Linked DNA regions of Mus musculus: all the other regions are linked to region 3. Evidence: chromatin loops called from intact Hi-C (ENCODE). Cell type or tissue: left cerebral cortex. All regions are shown on one strand.

Evidence for each region. Hi-C counts contacts between places; a loop is a spot of excess contacts. Peaks named below come from ENCODE experiments on the same cell type or tissue, not always from the same donor. Only the 100,000 strongest peaks of a DNase experiment are listed, where the experiment ranks them.
Region 1: it touches region 3 in a loop (4-fold over the local background); 7 of 42 quality-filtered maps call a loop at or near these places.
Region 2: a loop joins it to region 3, with 3.0 times the contacts of the local background. A loop is called at or near these places in 7 of 42 quality-filtered maps.
Region 4: a loop joins it to region 3, with 5 times the contacts of the local background. A loop is called at or near these places in 24 of 42 quality-filtered maps.

The regions. Positions count from the first base shown.
Region 1 is chrX:77,311,521-77,316,520 of GRCm38, reverse strand. No RefSeq gene overlaps it. Among named protein-coding and RNA genes, the nearest start is that of Tbl1x, 200 kb to the left of the region's middle. In left cerebral cortex, a CTCF peak has its summit at 1,924 (motif pointing left); a DNase peak (open chromatin) is centred at 1,951.
Region 2 is chrX:77,321,804-77,326,803 of GRCm38, reverse strand. No RefSeq gene overlaps it. Among named protein-coding and RNA genes, the nearest start is that of Tbl1x, 190 kb to the left of the region's middle. In left cerebral cortex, no CTCF peak of the experiment used is centred here; a DNase peak (open chromatin) is centred at 2,978.
Region 3 is chrX:77,430,849-77,435,848 of GRCm38, reverse strand. No RefSeq gene overlaps it. Among named protein-coding and RNA genes, the nearest start is that of Tbl1x, 78 kb to the left of the region's middle. In left cerebral cortex, a CTCF peak has its summit at 2,084 (motif pointing right); DNase peaks (open chromatin) are centred at 2,194 and 2,788; H3K4me3 peaks cover 741 bases; H3K27ac peaks cover 1,909 bases.
Region 4 is chrX:77,639,725-77,644,724 of GRCm38, reverse strand. It overlaps Tbl1x (transducin (beta)-like 1 X-linked), which reads right to left. Exons shown (of 16, transcript NM_020601.2): 3 at 3,218-3,331; 4 at 1,169-1,314. The coding sequence starts at 3,275. It overlaps Gm52447 (a long non-coding RNA gene), which reads left to right and starts at 2,366. Exons shown (of 3, transcript XR_003953113.1): 1 at 2,366-2,421. In left cerebral cortex, no CTCF peak of the experiment used is centred here; no DNase peak of the experiment used is centred here.

The sequences.
Region 1 (5,000 bases), 120 kb after region 3:
CTGGGCGAAGTGGGAGTACTGGGTTCTGATGATGGTGAGTGGTCTTGGTTCCTGTTAGTAGGATTCCTACGTTTACCTTTCGCCATCTGGTAATCTCTGGAGTTAGTAGTTATAGTTGACTCTGTTTAGAGATTGTTCTTCTGGTGATTCTGTTACCGTCTCTCAGCAGACCTGGGAGACAGATTCTCTCCTCTGAGTTTCAGTGCTCAGAGCACTCTCTGCTGGCAAGCTCTCTTACAGGGAAGGTGCGCAGATATCTTGTTTTTGGACCTCCTCCTGGTCGAAGAAGAAGGCCCAAAACAGGGCCTCTCTCAGAAGCTGTGTTGCTTTGGCAGTTCCCAGAAGCTGTCAGCTTCTGTGGTGCAGACTCTCACCTGTGCAGACTAAAATCCTAAGTTCCAGGGAGTCCTGGAACCAAGATGGTGACCGCTGCTCCTGAGGCCGAGGCCGTCTCCCGAGCCAGGCGGACACCTATCCTCTGGTCCGGATGGTGGCCGGTTATCAGCGGCCCGCCCAGGCTGCTGCCTCAGCGGCTCTGTGCTTCCGCCCGTCCCAGAAGCTGTCCGGTTCTCTGGTGCACCCTCTAACCTGTTCAGACTAATTTCCTAGGTCCCGCGGAGTCCGGGAACCCAGATGGCGACCGCTGCTGCTGAGGCTGAGGTCGCCTCCCAAGCCAGGCGGACACCTGTCCTCTGGTCCGGATGGTGGCCGGTTGTCTGCGGCCCGCCCAGGCTGCTGCCTCAGCGGCTCTGTGCTTCTGCCCGTCCCAGAAGCTGTCCGGTTCTCTGGCGCACCCTCTAACCTGTTCAGACTAATTTCCTAAGTTCTGCTGAGTCCCGGAACCAAGATGGCGACCGCTGCTGCTGAGGCTGAGGTCGCCTCCCAAGCCAGGCGGACACCTGTCCTCTGGTCCGGATGGTGGCCGGTTATCTGCGGCCCGCCCAGGCTGCTGCCTCAGCGGCTCTGTGCTTCCGCCCGTCCCAGAAGCTGTCCGGTTCTCTGGTGCACCCTCTAACCTGTTCAGACTAATTTCCTAGGTCCCGCGGAGTCCCGGAACCCAGATGGCGACCGCTGCTGCTGAGGCTGAGGTCACCTCCCAAGCCAGGCGGACACCTGTCCTCTGGTCCGGATGGTGGCCGGTTGTCTGCGGCCCGCCCAGGCTGCTGCCTCAGCGGCTCTGTGCTTCTGCCCGTCCCAGAAGCTGTCCGGTTCTCTGGCGCACCCTCTAACCTGTTCAGACTAATTTCCTAAGTTCTGAGAGTCTCTCTTTAAAAATGACTCTAGCTTGTGTGATGTTGACATAAAACTAGCCAGGTCTCTGGCCATGCATTTCCAACAGCCTCTGAAGGGCCCACACAAGAATTTATGACAAGACATCCCTCCAACACATCTTAGTTTCTTCTCCAGTTGCTATGATAAAATACTCTGACAAAAACAACTTAAGGAAGAAGTTAACCCCCCTTAACATGTAGGTTCCAAGATATCATGGTGGGAAAGTCAAGATAGAAGGAGCTTGAAACAACTGGTGACATCACACCTACAATCAGACAATCAGGAAACAGAGAGTGATGCATGCTAGTGCTCAGCTTGCTTTCTCTCTTGTACTGTCCTGGAAGTCTTACTATAGTTCTGCTCACAATTGAGATGGTCTTTCATGTCAACTAACACAAGCAAGATATGCCTCCACAGACATTGCCAGAGACCCATGTCCTGGGTGATTCTAGATCTTATCAAGTTGACAGCTGAGGTTAACCATCAGAGTAATGAAATTAATTTTTACCTTCCAGTAATTTTATGATTTTCTGGCTTAAGTATAGGGGATACTATTACGAGGAAAAGGTTGTCTCTTGAAGGATAAGAGGAAATTGTGTCCTGGTTGTGGTAGACTCAAGCTAATTTGCATGCCTGGTTTGACCTTTACTGCCATCTGCTGGAGCGTCTGAGAGGATCTTTGTGTATCCTTTAGAGTTATTCTTCCCTGTAGTCTTTGGCCCTCTGCCATTCCCTTATGTCCCACTTACCTTAACTACAGCCTCCTCACCAAGCTCCAAGTCTCATGTTAGCCTCTTAACATTTTTTTGAGATTAGAATTATAACATTTCTCCATCCCCTTTCTTCCCTCCAAACCCTCCCGCATACCCCTCCTTTCTCTTTTAAATTTGTGACATCCTTCCTCATTAATTGTTGATATAATTAATGCAAGATCAGAAGTACATGATGATTTTTGGCTAGCATGCTTTACATGAGACCTTGTCTAAACAACAGTACATTCAATGCATACTTAATATTTTTAGTTATGGTATGTGGTCTCATGTTAAGGATGGGTTTTGACTAAATGTTGCTTTATTAACTGCCATGTAAATAATTTATAGTTTTAACAAGTACATCTAGAGAAGTTTAAAAGAACACTTAATCTACTAAATGACTATCTTAGCAAAACTTGAAAATGACGCCTCCTTCATTAGCTTTGATACTGTTCCAGTTTAAGAAATTGCAGACAAAGCCTAAGAGCTCTATGATGAGTGTGGGCGTCTGGACTTGGTGATGTGGTTCCAACTGCAGTCAACTTCACTTTGGAGAAATAGGTTGAGTAGGTCATAATTGTATGTACATTTTTGCTAATTTGTGCAGAAAAGAAAATGGGCAATGGTTACGAGTCTTTGAATTTCTCACTCATACTGTGTGTACGCAGGCTCCTTGTGGCTTTGAAAGATGAAGTTATTTAAGCCTATGAATGACACTGAGGTAGTTGGGAATATAATATTTCTCCCTGACTGTAGCACATTTATAAGTGTTGGAGTATTGCTTGGGTTGTAAGAGGAAAAGGGTTGGGTGCTCCTAGCATCTTAGAGACAGCTCTGCTCTTGTGAGAAATGATGATCCTTACTTCATAAGAGTACTGGAGAATCAAAGTACTAGAAGTGACATGGATTTGCATTTGTTTCTGCAGAAGTCTGGTTTCAGCCTGGACAAAAGCAAAGCAAAGCAAGCAAGCAACCAAACAAACAAAGCAAGAACAAAAAAAAAAAAAAAAAAAAAAACAAAAAACAAAAAACAAAAAACAAACAAACAAAAAAAAAAACAAAAAGAAGTCTGTCACACTCATTTGGCACAAAACAGTAGTTTTGATATTTCTAATGGCATCCCCTGGTTCCCTTTTGTTTCTTATTGGCTGAGTTCTTTAGGAAAGTGCTATCTTCATTGTGTCTGTAACTTCAATCCTAGGATGAACTGAGAGTGTCTAGACAAGCAGGTGCCAGCTGCCACCCAGTGAAGACAAGGGCCTAGTAGTGCTTCCTGCTTTTCTAATTCTTTTATGATCTCCAAGTGTACCTTATATTGGGTCCTGACTTTTAATGCTTCTGTGTATATAAATAAAAAGTTGTGAGAGTGGGTATAGAACACAAACCTAGACAGGAGACCACTAAAGGGGGTATGAGGTGTTGAAAAAGGAGGGGAGAACAGCAGGTCACATGAAACATAAAAGTAGAGAGGAAGATACCGAGGGTGGAAGACTGAAGGGAAGGGAAAGAAGCTGGGAAGAGAACCTACAAAAACAAATTTTGATTGAAAAATGCCACAATGACACTTAATTCTTTCTCAACGAATTGGGACAAAAATGGACGATAGTGATTTATTTATTAGTTCCCAAATGCCAGTGCTCTTCAGGCTGACAAACCCTCAAACTTTCCATAGAAAGATCAAAGGTAGGTTAATTAAGACAGAATGCAATGCCTTTAATTAACTTATTTAAAAATTTTAGATTTTTATTTTCACTTGTATGTGTCCTGTGAGTGTAGGCCTTGTGCACAGGTACTCTTAGAAACGATATGTTTCTCTGAATCCAGAGTTACAGATGGTTATGAATTGCTTGATGTGGGAGCTGGTAATCAAACTCAGGTCCTCTGGAAGCAGCCAGTGCTCTTAACTGCTAAGCCATCTCTCTCACCCCTAATATTATTTTTGGAAGATAATTACTGTGTCTTTCTTCCTGTATGGGTGTGTGTATGTATGTGTGCATATGTGTTTGTCGCTACAAGTGTGCATGTATGCACTTGTGCACTTAAGCATGGAAAGTAGAGGTTAGTGCCAAGTATTTTCTTAATTATACTCTGCTCTTTTTGTGGGAGGAAGAATAGAATTCTTTTACTGAACCTGGAACTTGATGGTTAGGTTGTGTTGATAATAGTCTAGCAAATCCAGGAGATCCTCATGTTTCCACCCCACAAGTGCTGGGATTATAGGCATATGCCACCATACCCACATTGTTTTGTTGGTTCTCTGATAGAACTCAGTTCTTCATGCTTGCATGTCAAGTACTTTACTAAGCCATATTCCTAGACCCACATCTTACTTTCTAATTATGTACAGGTAAACTTTTATGGAGCTATTTCATAAACCCTTCCTTTGTAGGGAGTGAGGTTGCACACCTAGGTCATTGTAGAGCCTGTACATTCAGCCCATAGGATACAGAAGGAACACCTCTGCATACAGGCTCACTGGTTGCCAGCAGATGTTGCCAGTAAACTACACTTGCCCTGTTCTCATATGTCATCTTGGCTTTCTTTCCTTTGTGCTGTTCCCTTCGATAGGCTACACCTTCAATTTTTACATATTGGTTATTCAAAAAGATTTTTTTGTTTTATGATGATGGGGGTCTAATCTATGTCTTGGGTTATGCTAGGCCCTGAGCTTTGTCCCCAACCTTCATAAATCAGATATTGTTAAACTTTACATACATTTTCAAACTACATCAGTGTTCCTAAATTTCTTTCCCATTTCCTTACTCTTCTTCTCTCTTCCTATCCTTTACTTTTCATTACATATATTCATTGTAAATGATGCTGTGTTATATAATATTTTCAAAGAAGTATGTTTTGTATGTTGGACATATTTTCTCTGCTCTTTTCTCTCTATGTGTGTGTCTTTCCCAATTTTTCCAAGATAGGGCCTCACATAAGCCAGGTTATCCTCTAACTCATTATATGTTGAGGATAACC
Region 2 (5,000 bases), 110 kb after region 3:
ATTTTGTTTATCCAGTCATCTGTTGAAGGACACCTAGCCCCTGTCTTGACCACTGTGAACTGTACAGAAGTAAACATGGATGTGCAGGGGTCTTTGTGGAAAGCTGATGTAGACTGTTTTCAGCATAGTCCCAGAAGTGATACAGCCCAGTCATATTACCCAGGATTTCTGAATTCAGAAAGCTATAAGAAATGAACCAAGGCCCCCATTATGATAGCATCATGCTATACTTGGGTAAAGTTATAAAAAAGTGCCAACCTCCAAGAAAAATACACATTCAAAGACCTTGTACTGATATGTAGTTCTCTCCCTCCCGCTCTCCCTCCCTCCCTCTCTTTCTTCCCATCTCCATCTTTTGGATTAATGATTTTTTAAGATTATATTATTTTATGTGTATGGCTATCCTGGCTGCATGTATGTATGTGTACCTTATGCATACCTGTTGCCTGTGGACTTCAGAATAGGATGCTGAATATTCTAAAACCATAAGTGCTGGGAACTGAACCCCTGGGTTCTTAGCATAAGCAGCCAATGTTCTTAACTCCTGAGACATCTTTCCAACCCCCTCTTTTGGCTTTTTCAGAAATCATGTAGCTCAGGATGGCCTTAAATTTGATATCCCTCTATATTGGCTTCCTGAGTCATGAGATTATAGGTGTACATTACTATGCTACCTCTGATATAGATTTTTTTTTTTTTTAGAGACAGGATTTCTCTGGATAGCCCCTTGGCTTTCCTGGAACTCACTCTGTAGACCAGACTAGCTTTGAACTCAGAAATCCGCCTGCCTCTGCCTCACAAGTGCTGGGATTAAAAGAATGCACCACCACTACCTGGCCTGATATGAATTTTTTAAAAGATAAGTTTCCACTATGTAATCGTGGCTGGCCTGGAACTTACTGTGTAAGTCAGGGTGGTCTCGAATTCACAGAGATCTGTCTGTTTCTGCCTTCCAAGTCCTGGAATTAATATAATGTACCACAAGTCACGTCCAATTTGAATCTTTAAAGGCCCCCAATAATTTAAAAAAGAAACCTAATTGATTGGCATTTGGAGACACTAAAACAAGGATAGAAAAATCAACATTTTCTCTGCACATGAATGTTCTTGCATGTGGCTTTTTTTTTTTTAAGATTTAAAATTTGATCTATGTCTACCTCAGGGAAAAGAATGATTTTGGGCAAAATCTGGATCCATATTTCTCAGGAATATTGCCTGAGAAGTCAATTACAATGATATTAGGCCGGGTATGTCCCTGACTTAAGTGGTGGCCAAAGGATTAGCTAGCTGGCTGTAGAAAAGATTCTGCACACATGTAAACACATCAGTCAGCTGGTTCACAGTCTGGTTTTATCTACTTGTGTGCTGATTTACCTCATCAATCAATGTCACATTGTGGAACACATCTTAGATTTATAACACATGTGTAATTGTGTCTGGCACAGCTAGGAAACCATCAGGGGGCTGTTATCATGAATTAAACTCCAGACTTGCTTTGAGTTTTATTCATTTTCTCATAGAAATCCTGTTGCCTCACCTTTTCCCTCCCTCCTGCGTGCCTACAGTCCAGCCATCCTGCCCAGCAGCTTACATACAGTTGGGTCATCCTCATGTTCTTGGCTGCGAGGTTTCTTCATATTGCCCTTATTTTTCATGTTTTGAAGTTTTTGCAGAATGTTCTCCAGTGGTTTTCTTGATGTATCTCCAATGATCAGTGTATTGAAGGGTTTTGAACAGAGGTGAGGTGATTTTTGTCAGGGCCCAAACTTATGGGCATATTATAGCCCCATGGTGTTATCTAATGATGCTGACCTTGATCACCTGATTAGGTAACACTGCACTGGGAACTCACTTTCTATTTTCTCTTTCTATATTCTATTCTCTGGCCTTGAGTCACTAAGTTCTTTGTGATAATTTTTAGGGGGACAGTCTATGTCCATGAGTATGTAGGTGTGTGTGTGTATGTGTGTGTGTGTGTGTGTGTGTGTGTGTGTATCTATCAAGAGAGATAAACAAAAAGGATTGTGTTAATATATTTGGAGGTACAAGAGGCTTTGAGTTACGTGGGAATGAGAAGGATGACATGTAGCATTGAGAAGGTCTCATAGTGGCAGAAAGGATGAAATCAGTATAAGAAGACTACTTTTTCACTGCTTCTCCATTTTATTTTTTAAGAAACAAGATGTTTTTGTATAGTCTAGGTTGCCTCTTTAGGATGCAGTCCAGGCTGGGTTTGAAATCATTATTATGCCTTAGCTTTCTGAGGGTTGGAATGACAGGTATCTGATATCACACCCAAATTCAGGCTGTGTTTCAACACTTTTTCATTTGAGGATGTAGTTCCTGATGTTGACAATAGTGCTTACGATGTCACCCACCATTCTGGCTATCTACATGGCATTCCACAGTGCCCTGCAGACAGTGGATTATCTATGCCCTTTTTTGTGTTTGTTATGGGTCAGAAAGCAGAAGTACACGGCTTCATTAATTGTTCAAGGACTTCAAACTGTTTCAAAGAAAACAATGGCTCTGATCAAATGTAGCAGAGGTTGCTCAGTATATGCCAAGGACTGTTTTACAATGACATCCTTAGCCCAAAATGGTTGTCATTAGTTTAATGCCAATAGCATATTCTTTGGAATAGGACACCTCATGCCTCCCATATTTCACTCCCTCCAGGTGCTCATAGTTCTTCAGACTCTGCTGTGATTATGAGAATAAAAAGATTCTATCTCAGCCTGACCTTCTAGCCCCAAAAGGAGATAAAAGCAAACCCTCCTCCTCTGTAGACAGGGCTAATTGCATCTTTGTACCGTGGAAATGAATGATATTTTAAGAAGTAAGATCTCACTCTCTTAGGAGCTGAACAAGTACCCTCTTAGCTTCTGCAGAAGTTTCCACAGCAACGCAAGTTGGAGTACTTCCCCCACTTCCCAGCCTCCCCTAAAATCTGCTCCAACAAATTGTCTTAGAAAAAGAGCTGGCAAATGGTGTCTTTCACTGGCTGAGAATGTCATTATCTTTGATCTGTGTAAAAGCAGCTCCCAAATGAGATGCAAACTGAGTTGCTTTTAAGAAATCAAGTCGTGGGAAGAATAAAAGCTATCAAACTCGAGTTCTCATCCAGCCAAATGGGATTCAGAACTAAAAATAAAAGCCTCTTTTCTTTTGTGGGGAAGAAATGAAACCCAGCCCCGACTGACCCTAGAGGCTACAGTACCCAAGCCAAGCATCACTGAACCTTGCGCTTCCGACCATCTTTGGCTCTATTGTGAAACAAAACAAAACAAAACAAAACAAAAAACTTCTCTCGTTGCTGCAACAAAATACCTGACAAAAAGCTACTTAAGAAAGAAGAATTTATTTTGCCCCAAGGCTCCAGGGTGTCTGCACGGTGGGAAGTCATAATGGCATGGATTTGAGGTGGCTGGTCACATTGCTGCTGGTCACTAGCTCACATTCTCTTTTTCATGAAGTCCATAGCCTCAAACCATAGATTAGTACTACCCACATTTAGAGAGCATTTTTCCACCTCAGTTAACCTAACCTAGATAATTATTTACAGATATGCCCAAATGTTTGTTTCCATAGTGACCCTAGATCTTGTCAAGTTGGCAATCAAGCATTGGCTTTTAGGAGGTAAGTTTTGAATGTCAATGAGCTGAGAGCTGAGTTTTGAATCTGTTGTTACCTACCATAACTCACACAGATGAAAGTGTAGTCTATGTGGTAAAGAACTGACAAGATCTTGAGACCTTATTTTTATCCTTTTGGAATATTTATTTGCTAGTTTTAATTCTGTATCTGCGTATACATATATGCATGTGACTATAGGTGTTCCTGGTGGTCAGTCATTGGATCCATTCAAGCTACGGTTAGAGACATTCATGAGCCATCTGGCATTGGTGCTAGTAACAGAACTCTGGTCCTCTGGAAGAACAGTGATTGCTTTCAACCGCTGAGCCATTTCTTCAACCCTGAAGATTTAATATTTTGCTCTCCCAGACCTTGATTTCACTGATAAACAGCATGAGCCAAGTGGAGCTGGTAAGCCCAGTGACTAGAGAAGTTCAGGGCTCTCCTGACTCCCATAGATTGTTTTAAACTGCCAGAATTATGGGTATTTCTGTAGACAGCATTGCTGCATTTACTTGGTCTGAAATTCTTCATTGGGTACCTAAAGCTTACTTGTATATATATATATCTGAGGTGGAGACCAGAAATACAAAGGGTCATGACCTGTCCCTTAGATGCATTCTATCTTGCTTCCACACAGCAGGGAAGGGATTAAAGTAATGGTGATTGTCTTAGGGTTTACTATGCTGTGAATAAAACACCATTACTAAAAGCAACTTGGTGAGGAAAGGGTTTATCTCATTTTATACTTCCAGGTAACAGACCATTGCTGAGGAAAATCAAGACAGGAAATCAAGCAGGGTAGGAAGCTGGAGGCAGAAATTGAAGAAGAAGCCATGGAAGAGTGCTGCTTACTGGATTGCTCCTGGATTACTAAACCTGCTTCTTTCTTATACAGTCTAGGACCACCTTCCCAGGATTTGTGCTCGGTTTGAATGTGTGACCCCAGGCCCTCCCACATCAAGCATTAATCAAGGAAATGCCTGATGGACTTGTTTATACCCCACTCACATGGAAGCATTTTCTCAATTGAGAGTCTCTCTTTTTTTTTTTTTTTTTCTTTCCATTTTTTATTAGGTATTTAGCTCATTTACATTTCCAATGCTATACCAAAAGTCCCCCATACCCACCCACCCCCACTCCCCTACCCGCCCACTCCCCCTTTTTGGCCCTGGCGTTCCCCTGTTCTGGGGCATATAAAGTTTGTGTGTCCAATGGGCCTCTCTTTCCAGTGATGGCCGACTAGGCCATCTTTTGATACATATGCAGCTAGAGTCAAGAGCTCCGGGGTACTGGTTAGTTCATAATGTTGATCCACCTATAGGGTTGCAGATCCCTTTAGCTCCTTGGGTACTTTCTCTAGC
Region 3 (5,000 bases):
TGACAAACACTGAGGCTTTATGGGACGTTTATGAAGTGTTCCTCTCAAAGGTATGGCCAGAGAGCTTTTCCCAAGGTCTTCTAATGGATGGGGATTTGTGGATGTTAGGAGCTATTTCCTGCCAGCCTGGTCAGTCATCTTCAACTCTTGGAAATGTGGTCAGTATTGTATTTTCTACCTTTAAGTCTAATTCTGGCTGATGGCTGTGCTTAAAGTACTTGTCAAGTAAGCAAGAACGATGGGAGTTCAGGTCCCTGAAACCCACACAAAAATGAACACTGTATCCAACATCCATAATCCCAGTGCTCACAGCTCACAGAATGGAAGAGAGAGAGAGAGAGAGAGAGAGAGAACGAACCCTGGAAAACCCACTTTGTCCTTTGACCTTTATACATATGCCATGGCATAAGTGCACCCATGTGCTCCCCACTCCCAGGATATGTATACAGATATACATAGAATGGAACAGAAAATCCGGAATATCCAAGCAGGCAAGGTTAACATACTTATCCCTGACCTATATTTGTTTGTCACACTGAGAACTGTAGAGGAAAAGGCTACTTACATAATTACACAATTACACACTCTTCCACTTTTGAGTGCCGAGCAAGTGCAGTGTCACTGAGCTGTAACCTTTTATTGTCTTGAATCAAGGTTTCATACATCTCAGACTCAGAACCTTTTTTCTTTGTAATAATGATTTTTCTTTTAAAGTCATTTCTTCCCCGTTTACTAAAATAGATTCTTTTCTCCTACAATATATCCTGATTACAGTTTCTCCTCTCTCTGTTCTTCCCAGTTCTTCCCTACCTCCCCTCCCATCAGATCCACTCCCTTTCTGTCTATCTGTAGAAAAGAACTGGCTTTTAGGCGATAACGACAAAACATAACAATACAAACTGTGAAATTGACGACGACCTGAAAAAGTTCTGGTCCTCTTGCCTCCACCTCTCCAGCACTGTGATTACAGGTGTGTGCCACCATGCTCAGTTGGAACGCAGTGCTGCCAACACCCGGGTTTCATGCCTGCTAGTCAAGCGCACTACCCAGAGATACATCCCCAGCCCATGTTTTAAAACAGACACAGTGAGCCGGGTATGGTGGTGCACGCCTTTAATCCCAGCACTCGGGAGGCAGAGGCAGGCAGATTTCTGAGTTCGAGGCCAGCCTGGGCTATAGCCAAAACTACCCAAAAAAGCCAGGGGGTAGGGGGCGCAGGGGACAGCAGTGTGTACCCTACAGCGGCCATGAAAGTCATATCAGTTATGTAAAGAAGTGTGCTTGGCATATGTTAGCAAGACCTTAAGTGTCTGTGCTTGTGTAAACGACGCTCATTGCTATGTAAGAGAAATAAAGATGACCAAGGCTGGCCCCGGTGTCCCCAAATAAGTTCCCATCCCAGAGCACCCACCAGATCAAGAGCTATATTTGTGCCCCAGTTGGCTTCTGTCCTTCTCAGATCCGGGCTTCTAAAACTTGTCCAGCCATGGACTTTGGGAGCCACATCCTGGTCCTCTGCAGGCTAGGATTGGGGCCCTCACCGTCCTCCTTGACAAAGTGAGTTCCAGGACAGCCAAGGCTATACAGATAAATGAAACCCTGTCTCGAAAAACCAAAAAAACCAAAAGCCAAACAACAACAACAACAACAACAAAAACCCAAAAGAAAAAACAAACAAGACACAGCAATTCTTTGCAATCAGGAGTGGTTAATACATTCTGGCATAAAAAAATTCCACTGCCCTCAGTTAAAGTCTGAGTTTGAAAAATATCTAGTGACCTAGAAAAATATTTTTACAGCTATGTAACCTAATCACAGTGTTCAACTGCTTGCACAGAGCACGCTTAGTTTTATTACCCACCTCCCCTCCCCCTCAACTCTCATTTTTGGAGGGGAAAATGTTTTTGCACAGGGAAAGACCTTTAGATAGAATAACACATTTGAGCATTCAAGCGCTTCCCGCTAAGCACACCACTGCTCCCCAGTTTCCCTATTTTATAGGGTCTCTGGGTTTCCCAGAAGGTCCCCAACCCCTGTGGAGGATGTGAACCCGGCCGCCTTTGAGGAGTCCAGCGATTACAACCTAGGCCCAGCTGGGGGCGGGGCGCGGAGACTGCGCAGCTCTTTGAAGCTCCTCGGTAGTTCCTTCCCAGTTAGCGCAGGCGCAGGCTCTGACCTCTTAACAAAGAACAGGTTCGGCAGCCGCCCCTCCCCCGCCGGGGAGGCGGAGGGACCACGTGACCTTTGGAAGCATGCGCTCGCCAGCCCTCTGGGAGCCTGGCTGGTAACCGGGCTGGAAAGTGGGCGGGGGAGGGGGGGGGGAGAAAGAATTGAGCAGGGTGGGGAGGAAGGGGCAGGGCTGCAGCTGGAATGCACACGGCTCAGGGAGGAAAAGGGGAGGGGGAGGAGGTGGAGGAGGAGGGGGGAAGAAAAAGGGTGGAAAGCGCGAAGGAGGGGGCTGGGAAGGAGGGAGGACCTAGGAAATGGAGGAGGAGGGGCAGGTTTGGAAAGTGAAAAGGTGGGGGATGGAAAGTAGAGCTGGAAGGAGGGGAGTTGGGAAATGAAATGGAGGGGAATGGGAAGTGGAGGAAGGAAGGGGAGGTAGGTGAGCAGGAAGGGGGTGGGCGGTGGCAGAGGAGGGCCGGGTCAGTAGGAGGGAGGGGGATGGGAGGGGGATGGGAGAAGGGGTGGGGCACTTCTCTGCGGAGACTCATTAAGATGCAATTGACATTTTTTTTAAAACAGACTGTATAAATTTACAGTTTCCTTTTGAACCCAAGCAGACAATGTTCAAACTCGTCAGATTTCTGTTTCGGAATGCAAATGAAAACACGCCCAGTTTCTGGAAAGCTTAATTGAGGACTTAAGAAAACAGATTTAAAACACAGCCATAGTAGGGCAGATCCTAGCCTTCTACCAAAGTGATCTTGAGTTTTCTTTTCTTCTCTCTCTCTCTCTCTCTCTCTCTCTCTCTTTTCTTACTTAAAAAGAGACCATTGTTTAATAATAAAATGGCCTAGGTCTTCCTTGAATGTAACAGGAACTACTGCTTAAAAAAAAAAACTTCAAAAAAATGACAATTCACATTTTTGTGTATATGTGTTGGGGACAGGAATGGGTGGATGAGGCAGTGGTATCTTGGGATTCTCTCCATGTGGCTCACCGTGTCCCCCTACCCCCACATAAAGAAGCACTTCCAGTTCTCCCCCACTCGCCCCAGTTACAAGGCAAATCAGAATAAAAAAAGGAAGGAGAAAAGAAAGACCCCTCCCCTAAAAAATAGAATGCCAGTTAAACCAAAAAGCAATCCCCTCCTATGAAAAACTGAACACCTCTCCAAATTGGGGCACAGCCACTTGCTCCCTCCATGCAAGCTTTGTGGGTTATGTTATGCTTTTTGTCCCTTCTAAAGAGATATGCAAGACCTTTAAATGCCATTCTGTGCACACAACTTTAAAATAGCCAGGTGCAAACTGGCAAAGGTGTAGTTCACCATCTGTTACCAGTGCACACAGCCAGACTGGCCAGCATCTCCATGTGCAGTGACTTTGTTGCTCTGCTAATGATAGAGTGACTCCTCAGAGGTAAAACCGGAATCCTAGGAGATTACAGATGGCCTTGCTATATCTTATCGGTCAGCTCAGAAAGGCAAGTTTGTAGAGACATCTCATCTCCCAAGGTCTTGCCTTGAGCAAACAATTTCAGGAAGGAGAGATTGCAGAAAAGAAATGTGGGCTACTGCTGCTACAATTACCTCATTCCCAAGTCCCTTACTCCAACACTTTATATAGATCAGCTTTATCCCCCCTGTGAGACCCCTCAATTTCCCACAGGAGAGAGGCTGCTACTCCCTCGCTGTGGGTGTTAATAAATACAGTGCTGTCTGTCAAAGGTTAGACTCTGCGTTCTTTCTGACTTTTGTCTCAGAAAGCTAACAACTAAGACTGCTGAAGCCAGGCCCACAAACTGGCTTGTCTAAGCAGTCGTCATGGGTTTTTGTTTGTTTCACAGTCCTGGAGGGTGGAGTGAGACAGGGTAAATTATGCTTGGAATCCTAGCACTCAGGAGGCAGAGGCAGAAGGATTTCTGCCAGTTTGAGGCCAGCCTGGTCTACAGTGTGAAATCTTGACTCAAAAACAAAACAAAATAAACCAAACCAAAACAAGCCCAAAACCTAACAGTTCACAGTTCTGAATGCTGGAAGTTCAAGGTGAAAGCGCCAACAGAAATCCCTTTTTTGGATGGCTCTTCCTCTTCTTGTAGATGCTAATGTCCCCTCATGGTTTCATGTGAGCTTTTGAGATAGTCTTATGTAGCCCAGGCTGGCCTCCAACTTGCTTTGTGTCTGAGGATGACTTTGTATCCTGTCCTTTCTGCCTCCATTTCTCAAGTATAATAATCCACTAGAGAAAGATACAGACAACCAAACTGATTAAGCCATTTAAAAGTATATGAGTTGTTTATTGTCTGGAGACCACGAGCAGGCTCATGCCTCAAAGCCTCTTGGTGACCAAGCTCAGGGGTACAGAGTTTGTAAAGGTAAAAACCACAAAGACCATCAAAAGACATCAAAGTTAGGTGAGAGTCAGAGTGACCTTGAAGCATTTATTTCTGGAAGAATGTAGTAGTTATTTTAGACATAACATGCTAATTATTTTTTACTTATACATCTTCCAGTTATTTTAGTTTATGTTAACTTTGTATAAACATTAATTACTCTGGATAATATATCTGGGCCATAGTCAAGGTCATGGAAATCTCAAATATGTTGTCAAGCAGATGTGACTATTTGGGGAAAGGGATAAAGGGCTGAGAACTGTTTAAATAAACACAAAAATGGAGTCAGGACAAGATGGCATTACTGTAGTCATTTCACAAGTGCTGAGATTGCAGGTGGTCCTCACTATACCTGGTTTATGTTTATGTGATGCTGATGATTGAATCCAGGCTTTTTTTCATGCTAGGCAAGCACTCTCTAATAATTTATGTCCCCAGCCTGT
Region 4 (5,000 bases), 210 kb before region 3:
ATAAGAGAAATAGAAATCAGACACTATTCTTGTGCTTAGAAGGATAATTTTTAAAGTTAAAAGAGAATATAGCAAGAAAACAGTCTGTAAGATATTTCAAATGGTGGATCAGGTTCATGGAAGGAGAGGGATGGTATGTACTGGAGTGGGTCAACTGAAGTATGTATAAAAAAGCAGTAAGGAAACTTGTTATTTTGTAAGATAAAAAAATCAAAGTATGAACAGAAATATCTTGCATGTATAGCTAAAGCCATAGACTATAAAAAAAAGTTAGTGCTGCTGAGAAGGAATCAACACTTAGCTGTGAACTCCACATGTTTGTACTACCAATCTCTGTCAAGTAAGATGTGTCCACTGATAGAACAGTGGCCTGGATGTTGAAGGTAATTAAAAGCTGCTTTCTGATTGGATTTAAGAACTGATCCATAAGTGGGAATTCATATCTGGTTCTGTAAACCTGGCTAAAAGCAGGTGGTTGGGGGAAGATACTGCTATGGTTTTGCTAAATGGACATGGTGTGCCTATCAAATTCTAAATATCCATGTTTAAGCCCACAGATTAGTACTGCTATTAGCTTTGGTCAGAGAAGCTTTTTCTTTGCTGTGTGGTACTCACCACAGAGACTTATAAGTAGTTAAAAGTGCTAGAAATGAACGACTATTGAATTGCAGCTGTAAATGGGCAACTTGCTCCAAGGCTCAGTCAGGACACATGCAGGAAGGGGAGGACAGAGAGAGAATGTAGGAGTCAGAGAAATGGTTTGAGTGTGAAATGCTCTTCAAATTTCCTTCTAGTTATGCCCTGTCAGTTTGACAGAAAATAAAGACTCTCTATGAGCATCTAGTAAGGTCCTGCTTTGGGCATTCTGCCCTGGGAAATCAGAAAGAGGGCTTGTCTGCTCATGCAAAGCCCTGTAACAAAGTAGATGAAAGTCTGTTTGTAAGAATGAATTGGTTGTTTTCATCAGTCAACACCTTGTGATTTTTCAAACCTGCACAAGGAGGCATCCAAAGCTTACTGATGGTGCAGTGACCTGTTTGTAGCTTCCACTTTTCCCCAAATACCTTAGAATGCATGCCAGACCTGTATTCAGGGATCATATACACATTCTTCTGAGATCTGCTAGGGGTAGTCTGGAATTCTGCCATATCCTCAGGAATGAACATACCTCGTTGATGCTGATCTCCGCCTCCACATACTGCAGTCCTTTCTGAAGAATGGAGATTAGGGCAGCCGGTGGCACTAGTGTACCATTGATGTTGGACTGGCTAATGTGACTTTCGATCCCAAACGTGAAGGCAGAGTGGGAAAAACCTGCAGGAAGAGGGAAGCAGAGACAGGTGTGAGCCAAGTAGGGAGGGAAATGTGGGTTAGAGATGTGAACATAGAGCTATGGGCTTGGGGAAGGCTGTAGAATGGAAGTTCGGGTTCTGGTTAGGGTCGAGCAGGCAGGGAAAACAGAAGGAACACAGAAGTAAGGAATAGTGCTAATATATAATCAGAAACACTTTGATGGCAAAGCCTGGCTTTTACATGGGAGGTGGGGAATTGAACATAGATTCATATCCTTGCAGAGCAAGCACTTTACCTATCAGAAAATCTCCACAGCCCGTAGATATATTTTTGACTACCATTTCCAACATAAGATGGGTTTAATAGGAGTTGACTCAAACATTACACTGAGTATAGTAGTTTAGCTGCAATGTGCCCCCCAAAGACCCATATGCTAAAGACTTGAGTGACAAGCCAGTGGTACAGCAGAGTGGTGATAAAGCCTTTAAGAAGAGAGGCCTAATAGGAAGAAATCAGGTCACCAACGATGTGACCTTAAAGGGGATATTGGAGACCCCCCCACCCCTTTCCATTTTCCTCTCTTTGCTTCCTAAGGCAAGCAAATACTGTGCCACATACTACACCATGATGTTCTCCCACACCACAGACCCAAAAGAACAGGAACAAAGCAACCATGGATTTCTGAAAGCCAGAAAAATCCATTTCCTCCTTTAATTTCATTTGCTTGAGGTATTTGGTCACAGTGAAATAAAGTTAACTAAAAGAACTACACATGCAACTCCAGAAGATGGAAACAAATTATATCTCAAAGTATGACCACTTGAAAATAGGTTTATGGCAGATATAATTTATTAAAATAAGTGTGCTGAGACCCTGGGCTGATATAGTCTTTTCTTTGTAAAAGGAAATGTGGACACATTTGGACATCAGGACCAAGGTGATGCAGCTTTAAGCCAAGAAATGTCAAAGGTTGCTAACAGATCACCAAAGCTAGGGGAGGCATAGAACTGACTCCCCACAGCCTACAGAAAGAAATACTTGCCAACAGCTTTACCAGAGATTTCAATTTTCTACCAGAGAAGTGAACATAGGGCACTCCCTATTGGACTGAAGTGGCTTGTTGCATGGGTAGGTACAATTAGTATCATTTTGTAGATTTTAAATATCTTCAGGTTGTGAGAATTAAAAAATGTTTTACTTGAGAACTAAAATCGCTCATTGGAGAAATCACATTAGACCATGACAAAATAGCATTTTGTCCCACCTGAGGCTCTCTGAACCCAAGAGCTACCCACAAGGACTATTTTGCCAACAGGAGACATATGTGTCTAGCCTTTTAACTATATACCTTGAAGCAACATTTTGGCAAGGTCCCACTCACTCTGTAGACTAGGGCAGCCTTAAACTTAAGAGATATGCCTCTCTCTGTCTTCCAAGTGCTAGCATTAAAGGTGAATGTCATCACACCTGGCTCAACTGCTCTTGACTGATTTCCTGTCATGAGAAGAAAGACCATGCTCTCCCCACACTCCAACGGAGGAATGAAGTGCCTTCCAAACCACTTCTCTGTCCCTTTAACACTCTATTATATAGAGTATTCTTAGGTCTTTTTGATGATCCGATAGTCTGGCTTGTACTGGTGGTCAACTGTTTTGTCCAAAACATATTTAAAATGAACTTCCTCCAGAAAAGAAAGCTGGTTACTGGGGCTGGTGAGATGGCTTAGCGGGTAAGAGCACCAACTGCCCTTCTGAAGGTCCTGAGTTCAAATCCCAGTAACCACATGGTGGCTCACAGCCACCCATAATGAGACCTGATGCCCTCTTCTGGGGTATCTGAAGACAGCTACAGTGCACTTACATATAATAAATAAATAAATAAATAAATCTTAAAAAAAAAAAAGCAAGTAAAGAAAGCTGGTTACCTGATTCCTGGAGGTAGCGATATACCAGAAAGTTCACCTCGTCGCTGGTAATGCTCATCTTAGCCTCACCTTTCGGCGATGAGGTCTTCGTCTCGATCAAGTGTGAGCCACCCTCTGTTAGAAAAACATCAGAAACATTGTTTTGAATATGTTGTATGTATTTGTCTTCTGAATGTGTGTGCATTGCAGTGGGGAGGGGGTGGCGTGTGTGCTAGGGACAGATTCAGGGCCTTATTAGGCCAAGTGCTCTACTACTTTAGCTATACCCCTTTGAGATGATTTAAATACAGTATCACATACTTATTATGGGTTGACCAATTACCATCATATTGTATTATAACTAGACAGATAGATGTATGTGTATATACACATGAACATATAAATATGTGTGTATATGAAAGTTGACACAATCGAGAGTGGCCTGAGAAGAGACTCAATGAAGAACCATCTAGATCAAGCTGGCCTATGGCCATGTCTGAGAAGGAGTATCTTTTTTTTCCAACATATTTTTATTGACTATTTGGAGATTTTGAATCATATACCACTATCACATTCATTTTCTAGTCTTTCCCTGTCCACCCCCCATCCCTGTTACACCCCCAGCCAAAAAAAAATGGAATTTGTATTATCTCTAGATTCAGTAGAGCGTGGTCAAAGCCTCAGTGGCCTGGTCACTAAATGGAGACAAGTGAGTCCTTACCTTCTGGCATCCCTGCCAGAAGTTATCTATTGTGGAGGGCAACACCTCAGCATCCTATCATAGTTTTAAGAGTTCTCCTCATGGCTTCCTGTCTAGGCTATCACTATTGGGGGGGGTTATCTTCTATGCCCTCTTTCTCAACTGCCTCTAGTCATCAATATCTGTCAAAGTGGCTTATTTGTTTAAAAAGACCATGAGGACATAGATTATGGGCTTTGACATGGTTTGTAATATCAACACACCACAAACAGGGTTCCTGGGTTGCAGTAGAGCCATGGACCACAGCCCTGCGATGTAGCTGGGATCACTGACATCAACTCGGCATCCTGCCACAGCATAAACCACAGACCTCAAATTTCTTGATAGTGTTAATTGATAAGAGAAAGCCCAGCCCACTTGATTGGCACGCTGGTGGAGCGGGGTCCTGAGTGGATGAATATAAAAAAAGCAAGCTGAACACATGCACACATTCACATTCTCTTTGGCTCTTTCCTTTGAACTATCTGCTTCAAGTTCTTGTCTTGATTTCTCCTCAATGATGGGCTATATCATGAAATTCTAAGCAAAACAAACCCTTTCTCTCTTAAGCTGGTTGTGTATGTGTGTGTATGTACACACACACACACACACACACACACACACACACACACGCGCGTGTGTGTTTCTATCTTCCAGGCAAAATGTTTTCCCAAAAAGAGAAAAGCTGGCATATATTTTAGGGTCAGGATATGAACCATACCAGGGAAGCCAGATTCAAGGTCAACATAGAGTACAATCAGCTGATTTTGTATTTAGTCAGTGAAACCACAGTGCATTATAATTCAGAATGTGCATGGTAATGGAACCTACACACATGGAACCCTGAACCGACGTGGGCAGATGTGGCTGGATCAGTACTTTACCATACAGAAGACACCTGAGCAGACTGGTAGTGATGTCAAGTCTTCCTTGGAAGAATGACAAGTGTGGTCCTGGGGAAATATGCATCACAGTGTCATCTCTTGGAGAAGTTTAAAGGGGTCTTCACCATAAACTTAAAGGTCACTCTATATACAGGATATGAGAAGCCCCAAGGGTGGTGAA